Linked DNA regions of Homo sapiens: region 2 is linked to region 1. The links are chromatin loops, found by intact Hi-C in ENCODE. Cell type or tissue: PC-3. All regions are shown on one strand. Links, peaks and the distances in the headings refer to the core of each region. The heading gives the core; the rest is flanking DNA.

What was found. Peaks named below come from ENCODE experiments on the same cell type or tissue, not always from the same donor. Only the 100,000 strongest peaks of a DNase experiment are listed, where the experiment ranks them.
Region 2: it touches region 1 in a loop (5-fold over the local background); 8 of 110 quality-filtered maps call a loop at or near these places.

Annotation. Positions count from the first base shown.
Region 1 is chr3:124,877,842-124,880,756 of GRCh38, reverse strand. The region is part of intron 1 of ITGB5 (integrin subunit beta 5); the gene reads left to right. Among named protein-coding and RNA genes, the nearest start is that of ITGB5, 8.1 kb to the left of the region's middle. In PC-3, for the core only: no CTCF peak of the experiment used is centred there; a DNase peak (open chromatin) is centred at 1,836; H3K27ac peaks cover 1,750 bases.
Region 2 is chr3:124,811,597-124,814,511 of GRCh38, reverse strand. The region is part of intron 8 of ITGB5 (integrin subunit beta 5); the gene reads left to right. Among named protein-coding and RNA genes, the nearest start is that of ITGB5, 74 kb to the left of the region's middle. RefSeq lists an enhancer at 1,450-2,054. In PC-3, for the core only: no CTCF peak of the experiment used is centred there; a DNase peak (open chromatin) is centred at 1,511; H3K4me3 peaks cover 402 bases; H3K27ac peaks cover 2,022 bases.

The DNA of each region.
Region 1 (2,915 bases), core at 304-2,803:
AGGGTTTCACGATGTAGGCCAGGTTGGTCTTGAACTCCTGACCTCAGGTGATCTGCCTGCCTCAGCCTCCCAGAGTGTTGGGATTACAGGCATGAGCCACTGTGCCCGGTGTCTCTTTTATTTATTTATTTATTTTTTAAAAAAAGACAGAATCTCGCTCTGTCACCCAAGTTGGAGTGCATTAGCGTGATCATGGCCCACTGTAGCTTGAACTCCTGGGCTCAACTGCTCCTCCCACCTGGTCCTTGCAAATTGTTGGGATCACAGAAGTGAGCCAGTGTGCCTGGCCCTTAAAAAAGCCTTCAAAGAATTTAGAGCAGTTTTAGATTTCCAGAAAAATTGAGAAGATAGTGCAAAGAGTTCCCATCTACCTCACACCCAGTTTTGCCTATTATTAACATCTTACATTAGTATGGTACCTTTATTATAATTAATGAACCATATTGATATGTTATTATTAACTAAAGTCCATCAGTTTAGATTTCTTTAGTGTTTACCTAAGTCCTTTTTCTGTTCTAGGATCCCATCCAAGATACCACAATACATTGAGTTGTCATGTCACCTTGGGTTCCCATGGCTGTGACAGTTTCTCAGTCTTTTCCTTGTTTTTTATGACCTTGACAGTTTTAAGAAGCACTGGTCAGATATTTTGTAGATCATCCCCCTCTTGGGATTTTCTGATTTTTTCCCGTGATTAGACAGAGTTAGGTGATTTTGGAAGAAGAACATAGAGGTAATCAATTGCCTCTTTAAAAAAATACCTTTTGATAGGTAATATAGTCCCATAATTTTTAAAAGTATAACTCATATCAAGCGAGAAGCCTCTCTTTCTTGTTGCCCATCAGTGTGGGATATTTCTGTGACCCCCTTTTCTAAATAAATTGTGCCTATATAGTTCCTATTATAAAGCTAATAAGCTTTCTTATGTATCCTGAGGGTTTCTATGGATATGTTACGAATATCCCTCTTTCATTTTTATTCAGAGGCAGCACAAAACACAGTATGTATCTTGCTTTTTATTTTTAACTTAGCGATGTATTGGGGTAAGCTTCCTGTCAATACAGAGAGCATGCTCATTCTTTCTTTATAGCTGTCTAGCACTCCATTATATGAATTGGTGTTTTAAAAATAGAAGTCAGATCTGTAAGGCTGGTATTGTTGAGTGTTGTGCAGATGTCTGATGTTCATAAAGGCAGTCTTGAATGAGAACTGCTGGGATAGAACCTTCCTAGGGCATATTTGCATTTCATGGTAACATTTAGACATATGGCTATTTAGTTGCTGGAGTCTATACTGGGACTCTTTTGTCCATTGTGTGACAAATGTGAGGGCCTGGTTCAGGGTGTGGGGAGAAGCATTCCAGGGCATTGCCATCTTCAAGGCAGAAAGGCCATTTCAGCTTCTGTATTCACTTCTGTTATCCTACTGAATATTTTGGATCAGGAAATTCCAACTGCAGATGTATGTTTTAGTAGTAGTTGTCTGACCTTGGACCCATGGGGTGTACAGAAGTGGAGAGAGGCTGAATGGAAGGAGGCCAGCCAGGAGGCTATGGCAGGAATTTAGACCAGAGGGCCTGGCTTGGGTTGTTGGGGCTAGAGGTTGCAGACAGGAAGGGTTGGCTTAGGATAAACATTTCTTGCATCTTGAAAGGAGTGATCAACCGGATGCGGTGGCTCCTTGAATGATTGATGAAACACAGGGGTGAGTCAGTGAATTTTGGAAGAACATATTTTTAGATTACAGTTTGCAGTAAACACTGGGCTTCAGAGACGTGAGGCAAAAGAGATACATGGAGTTGCCACCGAGCTGGGAATAGTCACTATGCAAACAGCAAAGAAGATGAGATGTGGCTATCATCTGGGCTGCTAGTTCCTGTTTCCATGACCTAGACCTAACACTGACATTTGTGAACTCCGTGTGTTTAGTTTTTTATTCATTGCTTCCTTCCTTTTCAAAATGCTTATTGGTGCCAAATGACTCATCCAGCAAAGTCCAAACTCTGAAATATTAATAGGTGGAGAGAGGAGAGATGCCAAAGGGAGTGAGTCTGACATTACACATACCAGCACACAGCCTGTGGTTTTGGATCCTGGAGTACCTGTCTGGTACCTGGTACCCGGCACACTGTGAGTTCCTGGACATCAAGGGCTGGTAGGTCATTCACCTGTGCATTTCTAGCATCCCCCCAGTCCAGTGCTCAGCGTTTAGGGTGTGTTAAGTGCAGAGTTTCTTGAATTTGAATGTGTCCCAACAGCAACTGAATTTTAGGGCAATCATTTTGAGTACAAACGACTTTACTTTTCCATGTGAATATTTAATAATAACAGAAACAGTTAGTAATGCTATATGACAAATTGTTTTACAGTTGTTCATGATGTTTTCATACCAGGTGACTATCACATCCTTTGAGTTTCTTTGGTATTGTGTCCAATTAAGTAAGGGCTTTTAGGCTGGTGGACCAGAAGACCAGAGCTCAGTCTGATCTGCATCAGAATTGAGGAGCTCTTATTGTCCTGAGCCCTGGACCTCCAGCCCAAGTTCCCAGAGCTCATGATGAGGCTCTGGTAATTATAAAGTGTTGTTTGCAAATGTATGTGGCTTTGAAGCTGGATACGGTGGCTCACGTCTATAATCCCAGCACTTTGGGAGGCTGAAGTGGGCAGATCACTTGAAGTCAGGAGTCGAAGTCAGAAGACCAGCCTGTCCAACATGCTGAAACCCTATCTCTATTAAAAATACAAAAATTAGCCAGGCGTGATGGCATATGCCTGTAATCTCAGCTATTCAGGAGGCTGAGGCAGGAGAATCACTTGAACTTGGGAAGCAAGGTTGCAGTGAGCCAAGATCATGCCCCTGCAGTCCAGCTTGGGCAACAAAGCAAGACTCTGTCTAAAAAAAAAAATTATGTGGCT
Region 2 (2,915 bases), core at 100-2,599, 66 kb after region 1:
GAGTGAGACTCTGTCTCTTTTTTTTTTTTTTTTAAATTGGAAAAGAATTGTAAAGCCTTATTGACATATAATTAACATACAGCAAACTGTACTGATTTAAAGTGTATAATATGAGTGTTGGCACAGGTATACACCTGTGAAACCGTCGCCACCATAGAGATACTGAACATGTTCATTACTCCAAAAAGTGACCCTTGATAATTCCCTTCTTCCACCCCTCCCTTCAGGTGAAATTTAAAATATATATATTAAATATAGAAATGTAAAACTGCAAGATATTTGAAGCAAGTTCAGTTGGTCAAAGCCATGTCAGGGGTATGTTGGTTTCCTGTGTTGATTAGAACCTGTGATACTGTGGTACGATAAGATATATATATAGGTCTCTGCCCCTAGTTCCTAATATAAAGCCCCTAAAACCTTTATAGATAAGGACACTAGGAGAATCTTTTGTTATTATATTTGGTCTTTAACGCTGGTTCCCGACACAGAGTTTCCAAGACCATTGTAGTTTCCTGGGTAATAGGAACATCTTTTGTTCTAATGAGGTGACTCTTGGGGGGTGCTCCTGGACAGCCTCAGGATGGTGGCTGGTTGCCAGGGGAACCAGCCATGTGATTAGAGGGTTGGAACTTTCAGCCCCACTCCATGACCTCTGGGGAGGTAGAGAGGGGCTGAAGGTTGAGTGGATCACCAGTAGCCAGAGATGTGACCAGTCATGCCCATGTAACAATGCCTCCATGAAAACCCAGAAGGCCTGGATTTGGAGGGCCTTGGGAAAGCTGTGGGACAGGTTCCTGGAGAGTGGCACCAGAGAGGACAGGGAAGTTCTGCACCCTCCTCACACACCTTGCCCTGTTTCTCTTCATCTAGCTGTTCATCTGCAGCCTTTATCTCTTATTCATATGTGGGTAAGTGTAAACAAACTGTGTCCCTGAGTTCTGTGAGCCATTCTAGCAAATTGATGAAAGAAGGAGAGGGGTCATGGGAATTTGAATTTATAGCCGATCAGTTGGAAGTATAGATGACAACCTAGTACTTGTGATTGGCATCTGCGGTGGGGGCAGTCTTGTGGGCTGAGCCCTTCACCTGTGGGACCTGACACTATGTCCAGGTAGATAGTGTCAGAATTGTGCTGAATTAGAAGATAACCAACCAGTGTCCAGTAGAGAATTGCATGGTGTGTGGGGGAAAAATCCTCACATCTGGTGTCAGAAGTGTTGTGTTGAGTGGTGTGTGAGAGTAGAGTAGGAAAAACAGTTTGGGTTTTTCCTTCCAAGTACTCATCTTACTTGCTCCTGTCCTGGCCAACGGGAAAGGCTGGGCTGGGCTTCAAGCTCCTTGCACTTGGACTTTTCCCAACTTTGAGCCCCAGCACGGGCCCCTGGTCCATGTGGGGTGTGCCGGGGCAGCAGGAGAGGTTTTCGTCAGCTCTGCTCTCCTTTCACCTGCTCCGCATCCGGCCAGAGTCCAGTCACAGCTCTCTCCAGACCGCTTGTGTTTTTGTCACCTCACCGTCCGAGTGGTTTGTGTTGGATTTCATGAGTCATGCAACACATGACTAAGTGTGGGTGTTGGCTTTTACCTCCCCTAGAGTGCTGGCAGACCATCTGTGGGGACATTCTGAGCAGATTTGGGTTGGAACATATGTAACAGATGCAATGGCTGTGGTATTTGGCCAGGCTGAGGAGGGAGCAAAATGGAAAGGGTATGTTTAATTTCATGTCTTGTAGAATCAAGTCTGGTGTACACATCTCTCCGAGTGTGAAATCAAGTTGGATTTATACATTTTTTCTTGCTGTGCCAAATTCTTCACTGTGAGAAATCACCAAGTCTTCCCAAGGGAGTTTGGCAATGTGGTGCTTTGCTCTGTAATAAGTGCTGGTGAGAGAATCCCCTCCTGAGCTCAGCCGTGGAGCCCTGGGTCCACACGTGCAGAGGGGGCTGGCCTCATGTTGCACCCAGAAAGGCCTCTTTTCAGTGTGGGAGCGAACAGAATGAGTTGGAAAGCACTGGAGCTGCATGTGGAGGGTGACTTCAGAAGCTGTGGTGTATTTTTCTCTAGCAGAGCACATGTTTCTCTTTTTGTTGTTGCCATAAAGTCTGCTCCCACCCACTCCACAGCTGGCCCGACTTAAAGCAATTGCAGATGTGACCTAACCTGACCGAGTATTTAATAGCCTTTACACTTCTGACATTCCCAACATCATCTTGTTTCCTACTGGAGAACTAAGGAGTGCACCTTGAGGGGCGAATCTGGTAGGAGTTAATGGAATTTTAGGAGTCACACATAAAAGTCTTCATGTGTAAGAACTGCACTTTGACTCCATCCATTCACTTATTCAACAGATATATACCAACAGCCTAATGTGTGACAGGGATCATGCTGCACCTTGGAAATAAAATAGTGAGCAAAACACAGTCCTGCCCTCCAGCACTCATAGTTTTGGGGGCAGAGACCCTTACAACCACGATACAACCTGATGATCTCTTTCCAAAGTCACAGAGCCAAATTCCTTTTTATTTTTTTATTTTTGTTTTTTACCTTATCTGTGGACAGAGAGCCAATTTCCAAAGAAAGAAGTGCATATCAGGTGTGGGGATTAGAAAGAGCCCTGGGGTGGGTCAAGAAAGCCTGCACCCGGTCCTGTGCAGCAGAGTGGTCCCAGGCCACCTTTTCCTTGCCCTGACCTCCAGCTTCCATACATGAGAGGTTTGGGCTGCATCATCTCCACGGTTCCTGCTGCCTGAAATGTCTTAAGAGTTTCTGATTCCAGAGACTCTGTGGGTAGCAGGAATAATACAAACTTTATATCAGAACATGGGGCTTATGGCCTGAGTAGAACATAAGAGTCCATTTCCATCTAATTCTTAGTTGCTGACTCACAGAGTAGGAGTCCAAGTCCCTCTTGCTTTTT